Linked DNA regions of Homo sapiens: region 2 is linked to region 1. Evidence: chromatin contacts called from ENCODE Hi-C or POLR2A ChIA-PET data. All regions are on one chromosome and are shown on one strand. The core of a region is the stretch at or near the end of the contact, and the rest is flanking DNA. Distances in the headings are between cores, read along the strand shown.

Region 1 (6,791 bases), core at 1,299-3,798:
TCAGGCTAACTGATTGGATTGATTGGGTTTTAGCAAGGAAGCTTGAGGGTGAAGTAGTTCTTTTTAAGTATCCTCTCTCAAGGAGATCATTTGTATTTCTGGCTGGACTTATAGAACAATGCTTTTCAACTGATTTCATGTGATCAGACACAGAAAATAATGGTATCTTTATGGCATACATGGTGTCACAGAAAAGACTGTGGCTATCCATGCCTGCAGGCTATGGGTTCTCTGGGCCCTACCCTGCTACTCTGAAGAAATAAACATCTCAGGCCAACTGTAACCTGTTTTCAGTGGATTTCCCTTTCTCACCTTTGGGGAGCTGTAATTTAAATAAAGAAGGTAACTAGCTCCAGGTGCCTCCCTGGAATAGAAGCCCCCTTGGACTACTTATTTTTTTGCTGGGATATGGAAATTAGACAAGTGTTCCTACTGGTTCATGTTGCCCTTTGAAGTTTCAGTGCTATCTGCCAAATGCACAGAACTGGAGCAGTAGGACTATTTACGATTCATGTTTCCTATTGAAATACTGTTCTTAGCTACTAAGTACTAAGGTACTTTTGTGTAAAGCATTGAGACATGACTCTGCATGCTAGGTGTTGAGTGCACAGTGATAGTGGTAGACAAGTATTGGTTTCCAAATTTGACAGTTTTCCAATTTGGTGTGATTACCTTAAGTCCAGCTATACCAGAGTGTTTTCTTCAAGGCTTACAATAGTGAAAGATAACAATTAAATTTTTAAGAGTAATTACTGTCAGTAGCAGCATAAACTTTCTTCCCTTTATTCTTATGACAGCTTGAGTCTTCATCCTTTAGGTCCCAGTTTAAATATAATCGGGAAGACTTTTCACACTAACTCATGTAAGTGTTCCTGTCATTCTGTTAGTTCCTCCCCCTTTTTTTTGGCTAGTTTTTCTTGGGACTTTGCATATATACATATTTGTTTGTTTCTGGTCTGTTAGTCCCATTAGTGTATAAGCTCCTTGAGAGGAGGTTCCATGTCCAGCTTATTCACAATCGTACCCTAGGTTTCCAGTATAAAGCCTAACAAACAATGCATTTAATCAATGACATTCTTGACATTTTTGTGAAGAGCATTTATTTGATACTTAATTTTTCTTTTTTTTTTTTTGAGACAGGGTCTTGCTGTGTCACCCAGGGTGGAGTGTGGTGGGGCAGTCATGGCTTACTGCAGTCTCCACCCCCTTGGCTCAAGTGATTCTTCCACCTCAGCCTCCTTAGTAGCTGGAACTACAGGTGCACACCACCATACCCAGCCAATTTTTAAAATTCTTGTAGAGACAGAGGTCTCACTTTGTTGCCCAGGCTGGTCTCAAACTCCTGGCCTCAAGTGATTAAATTTTTAAAATAATGTATTTTTTCTTTATTTTTCCAATTTATATAAAAATGGAAATATTTTTTATTATTCATTAACGTTGGGTAACACTTTATATAAACTTTCCCTTTGTGTTATATGGAAGTCTAAATTTACAGAATACTTTAAAACCCCACGGCAACACAAAACCCACATTTGTCCGTGTTCCTTCCATAATTTGAAAACTTTGCCTTTTTCCCTTACACTGACTTGAAGCCTGGCAGCTTGGGCCTAATTTACAAGGCACTAAGTAAGTACTCTCTTAAAAAACAGAGAGTGAGGATGCCCTGTTTCACAACTTAATTCCAAAAAGCCAAGTCAGACGAAATCGACCCACTTTCCTGCTAAGGGTTTGTCCCAAGAGGCGAGCTCTTCTCTGTCCGCTCCAGCCAAGCTGGCCGATTGCCCCTGAGCACTGGACACAACCTTGGTGTCCCGGTTTCGGGTCAGGGTTACTTTCCAATTGTTAGGCACGACTTTGTGCGTGCGTGCGAGACTGTGGACTCGGAGGTGCGCATTTGGGGCGTAGCCGAGCCATTTAAACCAGCGAATCCGCGTTCACCTTGTCCTTCCACCTCTGCCCTATCTCGGCAGATGCTCCACGGATTTGCACGAACTCCCGAGTCTTGACCTCCCTCCCCTCTCCGGGCTGCCGGGACAACTCGGGGCGGCCACTCTTGCCAGGAGGCGTAAGTAAGGATGAAGTTGGAAAAACTGAACTAGGTCTAGGGCACGCTCTGCAACACAGTCGGGGAGACGCTTCAGAGGGCCGGAGAGGGAGGCAAGTTGCCACGGCGCGAAGGGGGCGGGCCGGCTTGGGCCGCTCGCATTTCCTGTGACAGGGGCTGCCCCAGCCTCTCCTTCTCCCGCGGCGGCGGGACCATTTCCTGAATCGCTGAAGCGGAGGGAGGACTAGGGCGCGACTCTACCATTAGCGCAAAGGGCCAGGGGGTGCCCATAAGGAGAGCTCGGGGGATGCAGGGACGGTCAAGAAAGTTCGGCCAGGGCTAGGGGTCCCCCAGAGTGCGCAGAAGCGAGACATCCCTGGCCAGAGTGCCTCCTTCAGGCCTGCCCCGCCGCCCGTCCGCTTGGCCCCGGAGCATCCCCCCTCCCCGCATTCCCGAGGTGGTTCAGCCCGAGAGGCCGGCGTCTCTCCCCCAGTTTGCCGTTCACCCGGAGCGCTCGGGACTTGCCGATAGTGGTGACGGCGGCAACATGTCTGTGGCTTTCGCGGCCCCGAGGCAGCGAGGCAAGGGGGAGATCACTCCCGCTGCGATTCAGAAGGTGAAACCGCGCGGGGTTGCGGATGCCAGGCCCTTACCGCCTCTGGGAGAGACAGACGCGGGGGGAAGGGCCGGGCCCGGAGTCGACCGGGCCGAGGCGGAGGCGGGCCTGCTGGGAATCAGCAGTGTTTGGGAACACGGACTGCTGGCTGTGCCTGAGTGGGTGGCGGAAGAGGGTGAACCGGTTTTTCTCGGAGTCTTTCACGCATTTACGCGTTTTTCTACAGACACAAAAGCCCAAACAGCCGCCGCCTGATTTCTCTAGGGATGGGGCGGCGTTCGGGCTGCGGGGCGCGTGCGCCCGGCGGCGGCCGCTCAGGGAAGGGCGTGTGTCGGACCGGCGGCCCCGCGCGTTGCTCCGGAGTTACTTTGGCGTCGCCCCGCCCCGCGTGCCGCGGCTGCTTCGTGCGGACCCCACCGCGGGTCGCGGCAGGCAGAGGGGAAGTCGGTGCGCTGGTCGCCGCCCTGCAAACTCAGCCGAGTTTGGGAGCTCGCAGGAGGACTTGGGGAACGCTGGAGGGAACCTTAGTATAGAGTTTGAGGAGCGGGCAAGGAAGGTCCCCATGGACTCTGGGGTTGTCCCCAGAGCCTCTTCTTCCCTTCTGCATCGCCGCCTATTCATTTATTCTGCAGCAAATATTTATTGAGCGCCTATTTTAGGCGCTGAGGCTACTGTGGTGAGTCATGGTCCTTGCCTTCCTGGAGCTTACAGTCTAATGGTGGAGACTGTCGTGACCAGTTAATGTAAGTCGTGATAAATACACAGGGAGCTGCCTCCTTTTTAAAGGATAGAGCTGCTGCAGTCGCTGCTGTGTTACTGCCAGTCGGAACACAAAGGTTCTTTATTGTCCTCTACCCCTTGTTGCCTGCAAGCAAGGCAGCATTCTAAATTTTACTGACCTAGACTTTCAGAAGTTGCTGCTGTATTTAGCAGTTTACTTTAAATATTTTTGTTTTGTTTTATGCTGTGTAGCAAAGATCAAAATAGAAAAAAAGGTCAAGTTTTAGTACCACTCAGACCACGTAGATTATGCTAATCGGTTTCTGTTTACTGTCAGGTTCTTCGTAGTGTGGCTTTTGACATTTGCCCAACTGTTGCTTTATTTTATGAACAAACGGGCTTGGCAGTGCCTGGAAATGCAGTGCTTTCATATAGTGCTCTGAGTTAAGTCTGCAGCCTGGCAAACAGCTCCAAGTACGCACTCACGCAAAACTGCGTTTCTGGAGGGCTCACCTTTTTTATTTTTGTACACAGGAAAAGTCCAGAGTTTTTCTTTTTTTTTTATAGTTTCTGTTACATAAGTCTGAAGATATTTATCATGGATAATGATTAATTCGGAGGATGCTGATCAATTATTTTCCATTCTCAGCTGAACAGAAAAATGGGCTCTAAATTAATTGCCTTATTCTACAATGGGAGAGATTGATATTAGATGTGAGACAGATATTTTAATGGTGAAGTTCAATAGTTTGAGGAATATACTGGAGATAATAAGTTGTGAAATCATTAGGTTGAGGACTGGATTCGTGCTTTTTAAGGACTTTTTTTGGTCATCCAATGGTTCTATTTAAGAAATAACTGCATTTATTAGCAGATCATGTTAGTGGTTTTTTTTTTCCCCCAGTAAGTGAAGATTATGATTCACGTGCATAAAAAAGTGACAGTTAATGTTAAATGGATGTTCCTTTTATTTAGATTGCGTGATTATGGTATTGTGCTAATACTTTTGAATACTGGTAGGGTGGGGCAGGTTCTGGAGGAGCATATCCTGAGTCCCTTGATCTTACAGCTGAATCAGCCCCTGAAAACTTAAGTGACTTGCTCAAAATGGCAAAACTGGCACTGAAACTAACTGGCCTTTTAATTGCTACAATCAGTACTCTTTCTTCAGCTCCACTTTACTTAGATGAATTATTTAACCCTCAAAGCCAAGATTGCTTGGAATGTTAAAAGATGATAGAATGATAAATCGGTATGTTTTTCCTCTTAAACTTTTGAGACAGCATAATTATGAAGTAAACTCATAAAGTCTGTAACAAATATACATGCATAGAAATTATTATGTTTAATTATTATCTCATAATTGGAGAGTCACAAAACCATGCTGTTATAAAACTTGGAAACTAACCAGCTACCTCATCAAGACTCCTGGGCTGAAGTTTTCATGTATTTATTTCATTCTGGAGAAGGACAGAATTTTTCTTTACTGTTCCAAAGCATTAGAATGATGAAAAACCAACTCGGACTCTTAACTTTTAGTCTTAATTGGCTAAAGCTTCTATTACAGATAGCAGAGGTAATTAAATGTTTGATATAAAAGAATTCAGATTTTCCCTTCTGGGCTTGTTTATTCAGAGGGAGAATAATTGGAATATTAAAACATTATTGATTAAACACGATATCATTCCAAAGGTGTAAAAGTAAGATTTTTTTGCGGTGAGCTGTCATATATATTAAAAGGACCCAAGGGGATTCAATTTCTGTATAGATGAAACATTTCTAGAAATCTGAAGGGAAAAAACTCAGTTATTGAAAAGATTGTCCGTATGAACTGTGCATGGCATATTTTTACAAGAGATTTAAACAGTACGTAATGAAATTTTATGCAAGAGAGCTGCTGATACACTAATGTTGCTTTAAATTATATTTGTTATTAAAATGAATTTTAAAATAATTTGTAACAGCGGGTAGCAACATTAACAAAGTCATTTTAAGGAAATTTTGTTTTTTTTGTGTTTCCATGTTTGCTTAATGATTTATGATAGTAATGATTGTTTGCAGGGGACAGTATTTTGTTAAGGGATACGCTTTAGAGTTCTTGTACAAGCAGTATTTACTAATGCCCTCCCTTTCTGAATTTTCTAGTTTTTTATTTTACTTGATGCACTAGTTTTATGCTAAACCTTTTCTAATTCTGTTTCAGATGTTGGATGACAATAACCATCTTATTCAGTGTATAATGGACTCTCAGAATAAAGGAAAGACCTCAGAGTGTTCTCAGTAAGATTGATAAGAAACTTTTTTTTTATTCAGTTTTTTGTATTGGTTAATTTTTTACTTTTTACTAACAGCTTTATTGAGATATAATTCACATACCATACAATTCACCTATTTTAATGTGTACAATTCAATGTTTTTTAGTATATTCATAGAGTTGTGCTGGTATTACGTGAGTCAGTTTTACAGCATCTTTAACATCCCCAAAAGACACTGGGTATCCTTTGGCAGTCACTATCCCCCACCCCTCAACCCGTGACAACCACTAATCTACTCTCTGTGTGAATTTGCCTGTTGTGACATTTCATATAAATGGATTGATATACTATGTGGTCGGTTTTGACTCACATTTTTCACTTAGTGTAATACTTCCGAGGTTCATCCATGTTGAACCATGTTTCAGTACCTCATTCCTTTTTATAGGCAAGTATTTTTTTCCGTTATGCAGCTGTACCACATTTTATTTATCCATCGGTGATGGCCATTTGTGTTGTTTGTACTTTTGACTAATTTTGAATAATACTGCTATGAACATTTGTGTACAAGCTTTTGTATGACTTGTTAATTTATAAAAGAAAACTTTCTTTGGGAGGAGATTGGGTATCACTTCGTTTCTTATACTTCTTACCCTGCATTATACAATAATGACTTCAAATATATGTATAGTCTTATCTGTGGGAAAGTTAGATCTTCATTTATATAGGGTATTGAGTTGCATCCATGTATGTGGTGAAAACAAAGCTTATATCTAATAAATAGAGAACTGATTGTCATTCATAAGGGCCAAACTTTCTTACTTTGAAGTGATGTATCTGAAGTAAATAATATGCCCTAATAGAATCTGATGTGGTAGAATAAGTTGAATATATTATCAAAAGTAATTAGAATAGAACAGCACTGTCCATTAGAAATATAAATGGGAGCCACATGTGTGATTTTAAATTTTCTAGTAGACACAGTAAATGAGTAAAAAGCAGATGACATTAGTATTAGTAATACATTTTATTTAACCTATTATTTCCAAAATAGTATCATTTCAATATACAATTAGCATAAAGATATTGAGATATATTGCATTCTTTTCTTTGTTGTTCTAAATCTTGGAAACCTATTGTGTATCTTGCTTTAATAACA
Region 2 (6,791 bases), core at 2,388-4,887, 4.3 Mb after region 1:
GATCATTGTACTTGCTAAGATATTAACAGCTGAAGAAGGTGGGTAAAGGGCAAAAGGCAACTCTTACTAGTTTTGTAATTTTTCTGGAAGACTACAATTGTTTCAAAAACAAAAGTTAATTTTTAAAATGTTAATATTATGCAAATAAATATCAAGTACTTAATAAATATTGAGTAATCTTATAGAATGTAATAAAATGTCAGTGAACACTGATTATTAAATATTTTGAAGAAAAAGGAAAACACTGAAAGTAGTATTATAGTCCTGGGGCAAAACAAGAGCCAGGAGCTTACAATTTTGCTCAGTTCTAAAAAAAAAAAAAAAAAAAAAACCCTGAAGAATTTAAAAGGTTGAAATTAAAATATATTTCAACAAGTATTTCATATGAAGGTTGGCTATCCTGCTCTTAAAATGTTTGTTAAAAGACCAAATGAACAAGATAAACCACTACATATAACAAATTAATGTATAAAATTATCTTATTAAACTAAGATTCTAAAACAGTTACTTCTGAAAAACATCTACGTTTATATTAAGATAATAAAACTATTAATATGATAGATACACCCCATACTACAAACATATAGATAACATTAATGTCCCTTCAAAAATCACCGTAGTAAAGAATCTGTTACACTTTACCCTAGATACTTAAATTTCCTCATAAAGCTACAATTACTGATACCAAGAATTCCTCCAAATAAGGGTTGTGGTCAGACTTTAGCTTGAGCTAGCACGACAACAAAACTTCAAGGCTGCAGGTAACAAAACAAAACCCTGTCTCAAAAAAAAAAAGAGTAGGCAGAAATTAGGCATAGGCCTCAAACACTGTTGCTGGCAGTTTCAACTCACAAAACGTCTTCAAAAAGCAATTAGTCAACATCTACCAAAATGTTAAATATGTGCAATGTTTTGATGCAGCAATTCCACTTCTTCAGAAATACTCAACACATATACACAAGGATATATGTACAAGGATATATTCACTGCATCATTGTAAAGAAAACATGAAATAATAAAACGCCCATCGATAAAGTCCTGGTTAGATAAATCACCGTATCCAATCACTGGAATACTATGCAGCCATGAAACAATGGAACAATCACCAATATAATTTAGTGAAAGAAACGAAAGTGCAGAGGAGTGAATATAGTTTATTATCATTTGCACTTAAAAGGGGATTAGATTTATAGTATAGTCACACACATGCTTGCCATGCAATAGAGTATTCTGCAAGACTACACAAAAAACTGGTAACAATGGCTGCCCCTTTTTGTGCTGTTGAATCTTTTCATTTTCTTCTAGTCATGTACATACACCCTTTTTAATATTCAAAAAGCTATCTGAAGCCTGGCCTTGTGGCTGACTCCTGTAATCCCAGCATTTTGGGAGGCTGAGACAGGAGGGTTGCTTGAGGCCAGGAGTTCCAGACCAGCCGGAGAAATAAAACGAGACAACTGTCTCTAAAACAAAAATTTTTTTTAATAAATGTTTTTAAAAAGCCAGCTAAGGAACACAATTTTACGAATTATCTGTTCAAAAACTGAGTTGGCTTGTGTTAATTTCTTTATTGCTACTGATAATAACTGTGAGCCCATTCCAAGATTTGTAAGGCTTTGCCAAACTCAATGTCTTAGAAGTAGCTCATTTAGGAATTCTGAAAAGTACCCAATTTTAAATGTGAACTATTTTCTACAGAATCAAGGATAAATATCAAGGATAAATAATACCAAAGATGAATCTATATGAAAATGAATTTGTTATTTATTTTGTGAAAGCAAGCCTTTGGTTTAATCATTTAGAAACTCTAGCGTCAATAACAGACCCCTAAAATTCACTAATCAAGATTCACTAATCAAGGACCCTGACTCACTGCTGGGTGAATGAGTAAGATTCTGACATCACCTTACTGAGACGGACGTTAGTGTAACAAAAAATAACATCAGGTGTCCCCCACGCCGATCTGCCACTTGGAAAAAGTATTTAACACAAAGAAATGGTTCAAGAGCTCAGGATGTTTTTCTCTCTATTGATATAAAGATATAAAATAGAACAATTTGGATGAAAAATCATTCCAGAGTCCCAAGTAACATTTGGCTACTGAACTCCAAGTAATTCTGTGTCACAGGAGGTTAAAAAAAAAAAAAAAAAAGGCATCTCCACAAATCCGAGGTACCAAGGCCCCTTGGCAATTATAAACGGTCAGCTGAGCACCATATGGCAAAGCAAGCCTCCCTTCAGACAGTTATCACTTGGTGGCTGATTAATTTCAATGGCTTATTAGATAGGCCTCTCCAGACCCCTTCCCAAGAGGAGGAGTCGGGTTGGGGGACCTGTGTCTGTTCTCTTCCCGGTGCTTTGTGTCTTCCAGGCTTGAAAGCATCCCGGTGATGGTGCTGCCATCATTTCCCTTGGGGGTAGAGGGTCTTTTCTGAAAGTGTTTGTTCACCCGTTCGGAACCTAGAATTCCTTTGGCGCTTTGCCTTTCCGCTCGCTCCAGCCGGGCGCTGCCCACCAGGTGTCCCACTGCAGACCTCTCCCCGCGACACCGACGCCCACCGCAGCTCGCCCCTTCCCCCCGCGCGCGCAAGCCCTGGCCAGGTGGCCGCGGCTTACCGGTGGGCGCGCTGTCCAGGATGCGGAGGTCGTAAGCCCCGGAGCAGCGGTAGTTGGCAGCTGTGCCGTTGTCCCACACTACCACCACCTCCTCGGGGCTCTCGAAGCTCCGGACGGTGCCCACATGGCCCTCGCCGCCGTCCTGCTTCCCCCACTTCCAGTCCGGGCCGCGCACTACCCGAGCGCCAACCCCTTCCACCATCACCCGGTTATTCCGGGAGTTACTCATCGGGGCCCGGGCGGTGGGCTCCGCCGCTGCCGCCGCCGCCGCCGCCGCTGCCGCCGGGGGGCCCGTGAGGGAGTTGGGCCCGGGCCGGACTCTAGGCGTCGGCGGGGGCGGCAGCGAGCCCCGGGGGACGTGAGAATAACTCACGGGGGCGGCGGCGCGGTCCCCGCGGAGCCCAAAGCCGCTGCCCAGCTGTCGCCGCCGCGCCCCCCGCTCGGAGTGGAGGGCGGCCCGCGGCTGCTCGGAGGCGGCGGCGGAGAGCGGGCAGAGGGGAGGGGGCCGTGGGCGGGGACTCTCCCGCTTCCTCCGGGCTCCCCGGCCAGGCTACAGCGACGGCCGCAAGGAAACCACGCTCTCCCCCGGCCGGCAGCGCGAGGAGCGCAGGGGGCCGGGGGAGGCTAGCCCGAGGGGGGCGGCGGGGAGCAAGCTTAACTGCCGGCCTTTCTGCCACCCCGGCCCCTCGCTCGGGGGCGGGCACCCAAGCGCCGGCGCCGCCTCCTCCCCCGTGGGCAGCGGTGGTACCTCCCGGCGTCCGGCGAGCGCCCGGGCCCTCAGGCCCCCTTCTCTCTGCCCCCGCACCAGCCGCCGCGCTCCGCCCCGCCACAGAGTCCCAGCCGGGCGAGAGCGACTCCACATCCGGGTACCGCCGTACCCAAGGCCGGAGCGGCACCTTCTCAGAGTGTCTAGGAGGGGGATCCTCGGCAATAATAGAGTGGGAAGGCTTCCAGAGAGCCGCGCGATCGCGGGAAGAAAGGAGGAGAAAACTGATCCCTAAGCGTCTCTCCAGGGTCCAAGGAGAGTGCGCATGCGCGCGGTCTAGAAAAAGGGCGGACGGTTGCCCAACCCCAGCCCCGGGCGATGGAGGGGCGGGCCCAGGGGCGGATCCCTGGAGTTGCCGCCCGGTGGTGCCGCGCGCCCAATGAGCTATGAGGAAAGCGGTTAGGCCGTCCTGGAGGCGGGGCTGGAGAAAGTGAGGGTGGGGAAGCTACCCGGGCTGCTGGAGCTGTGCGGCTGTGATGTGGCCAGTTTTTCACTAACTGCTAGTTTTCCTAGGCGAACTAAATGTGAATTAGGGATTCCATATTCTTTTAGTCTTCTTTTTTAACGAAGGTAGAAATACATTCACAAATTCAGGGCGATCTGTATTTGTGTGTAAATTGAAAACATTTCAAACCAGACAGAGCAGGTTAGTAGTGTGTTTTTAAGCTGAACAGCATGGTATGGAATGTTGTGAGCAACGGTAAAGACTTTTAGAAGGTGTGTCTTGACTTTATGCAGAATTAGGGTGATAGGCAGACTCCAAACTTTGCTCATTAATAATTGCCTCCACTCACGAAAAAATTCAGTCCCTAATTACAAAATACAACCTTCAAAGGAAGATTCGAAGACTGTAAGAGAAGTTTCTGGTTGCCGTTATTCAAATGACATTATGCTGCATAGGGTTTAAAACCAGTGTTTCCACAGGCCAGCACTGTTGGCACCGTTAGCATGCATTGTTAGCATAAACTGTTGCTTTTCCTGATAGTCAAAGGAGGGAAATGCTAACAGAATGGATAATCAAGGGAAAAGACAAGAAAACGGACGTAAAATGTACCCAAGGAATTACTATGTACTGAAATAAAATTTTTTTTGTTTGGTTTTTTTTGTTGTTGTTTTTTTTTTTGCTTTGTTTTTGAGACAGGGTCTCACTGTCAGCCAGGCCGGAGTGCAGTGGCGCCATCTCCGTTCCCCGCAACCTCCGCCTCCTGGGTTCAAGGGGTCCGCCCACCTCAGCCTTCTGAGTAGCTGGGACCTCAGGAACGCACAACCACGCCCAGCTAATTTTTTGTATTTTTGGCAGAGATGAGCGGGGGGGCAGTGGGGAGCTTCTTGGGGGATATATCTCACTATTTTCCCTGGCCGGACTGGTCTCGAACTCCTGAGCTCAAGCAATCCTCCCACCTCAGCCTCCCAAAGTGTTTATCCCAGGGATAAAGCCAACTTGATAGTGGTGGATAAGCTTTTTGATGTGCTACTGGCTTCTGTTTGCTAGTATTTTATTGAAGATTTTCGCATCGATGTTCATCAGGGATATTGGCCTGAAATTTTCTTTTTTTGTTGTGTCTGTGCCAGGTTTTGGTATCAGGATGATGCTGGCCTCGTAAAATGAGTTTTACGAAGGAGGGAGGATTCCCTCTTTTTCTGTTGTTTGGAATAGTTTTAGGAAGTACAGTAACAGCTCCTCTTTGTACCTCTGGTAGAATTCGGCTGTGAATCTGTCTGGTCCTGGACTTCTTTTGGTTGGTAGGCTATTACTTATTGCCTCAATTTCAGAACTTGTTATTGGTCTGTTTAGGGATTCGACTTCTTCCTGGTTTAGTCTTGGGAGAGTGTATGTGTCCAGGAATTTATCCATTTCTTCTAGATTTTCTAGTTTATTTGCGTAGAAGTTTTTATAGTATTCTCTGATGGTAGTTTGTATTTCTGTGGGATTGTTGGTGATATCCCCTTTATAATTTTTTATTGCATCTATTTGATTCTTCTCTCTTCTTCTGCATTAGTCTGGCTAGTGGTCTATCTATGTAGTTGATCTTTTTCAAAAAAACAGCTCCTGGATTCATTAATTTTTTTGAAGGGTTTTTCGTGTCTCTACCTCCTTCAGTTCTGCTCTGATCTTAGTTATTTCTTGTCTTCTGCTAGCTTTTGAATTTGTTTGCTCTTGCTTCTCTAGTTTTGTTGGTTTTTTTTTTTTTTTTTTTTTTTTTTTTTTTTTTTTTTTTTTTTTTTTTTTTTTTTTTTTTGAGATGGAGTCTCACTTTGTGGCCCAGGCTGGAGTGCAGTGGTGTGATCTCAGCTCACTGCAAGCTCCATCTCCCGGGTTCACGCCATTCTCCTGACTCAGCCTCCCGAGTACCTGGGACCACAGGTGCCTGCCACCATGCCCAGCTAATTTGTTGTATTTTTAGTAGAGATGGAGTTTCACCATTCTAGCCAGGATGGTCTCCATCTTCTGACCTCGTGATCCGCCCGCCTCGGCCTCCCAAAGTGCTGGGATTACAGGCGTGAGCCACCGTGCCCAGCCTCTCTAGTTATTTTAATTGTGATGCTAGAATGTTGATTTTAGATCTTTCCTGCTTTCTCTGTGGGCATTTAGTGCTATAAATTTCCCTCTACACACTGCTTTAAATGAGTCCCAGAGATTCTGGTACATTGTGTCTTTGTTCTCACTGGTTTCAAAGAACATCTTTACTTCTGCCTTAATTTCCTTATTTACCCAGTAGTCATTCAGGAACAGGTTTTTCAGTTTCCATGTAGCTGTGAGGTTTTGAGTGAGTTTCTTAATCCTGAGTTCTAATTTGATTGCACTATGGTCTGAGAGACTGTTTGTTATGATTTCCATTCTTTTGCATTTGCTGAGGAGTGTTTTACTTCCAATTATGCAGAATAACCAGCTAGCCTCATAATGACAGGTTCAAATTCACACATAACAATATTAGAATTTTAGAATAAGTGCGATGTGGTGCTGAGAAGAATGTATATTCTATTGATTTGGGGTGGAGAGTTCTGTAAATGTCTATTAGGTCTGCTTGGTCCAGAGCTGAGTTCCAGTCCTGGATATCCTTGTTAATTTTGTCTTGTTGATCTGTCCAATAGTGACAGTGGGGTGTTAAAGTCTCCCACTATTATTGTGTGGGAGTCTAAGTCTCTTTGTAGGTCTCTAAGAACTTGCTTTATGAATCTGGGTGCTCCCGTATTGGGTGCATATATATTTAGGATAGTTAGCTCTTCTTGTTGCATTGATCCCTTTACCATTATGTAATGCCCTTCTTTATCTCTTTTGATCTTTGTTGGTTTAAAGTCTGTTTCATCAGAGACTAGGATTGCAACCCTTGCCTTTTTTTGCTTTCTATCTGCTTGGTAAATATTCCTCCATCCCTTTATTTTGAGCCTATGTGTGTCTTTGTACATG

Evidence for each region. Hi-C counts contacts between places; a loop is a spot of excess contacts on that map. ChIA-PET counts read pairs that join two places held with the same protein, here RNA polymerase II (POLR2A). Pooled maps may share reads with other maps.
Region 2: a map of CD8-positive, alpha-beta T cell shows a loop between it and region 1 (5-fold over the local background). The contact joins the promoter of MIB1 here to the promoter of SS18 in region 1. A Hi-C loop is called at or near these places in 2 of 168 maps with a recorded cell type or tissue (CD8-positive, alpha-beta T cell and naive thymus-derived CD4-positive, alpha-beta T cell) and 7 of 50 pooled maps. POLR2A ChIA-PET finds 5 or more read pairs at or near these places in 2 of 52 experiments (GM12878 and T-cell).

Annotation. Positions count from the first base shown.
Region 1 is chr18:26,086,370-26,093,160 of GRCh38, reverse strand. It overlaps SS18 (SS18 subunit of BAF chromatin remodeling complex), which reads left to right and starts at 2,548. Exons shown (of 11, transcript NM_001007559.3): 1 at 2,548-2,660; 2 at 5,584-5,660. The coding sequence starts at 2,592. RefSeq lists an enhancer at 2,094-2,213.
Region 2 is chr18:21,737,638-21,744,428 of GRCh38, reverse strand. MIB1 (MIB E3 ubiquitin protein ligase 1) reads right to left here and starts at 3,637. Exons shown (of 21, transcript NM_020774.4): 1 at 2,617-3,637. The coding sequence starts at 2,845. RefSeq lists silencers at 2,641-2,690, 2,811-3,440, 3,631-3,850.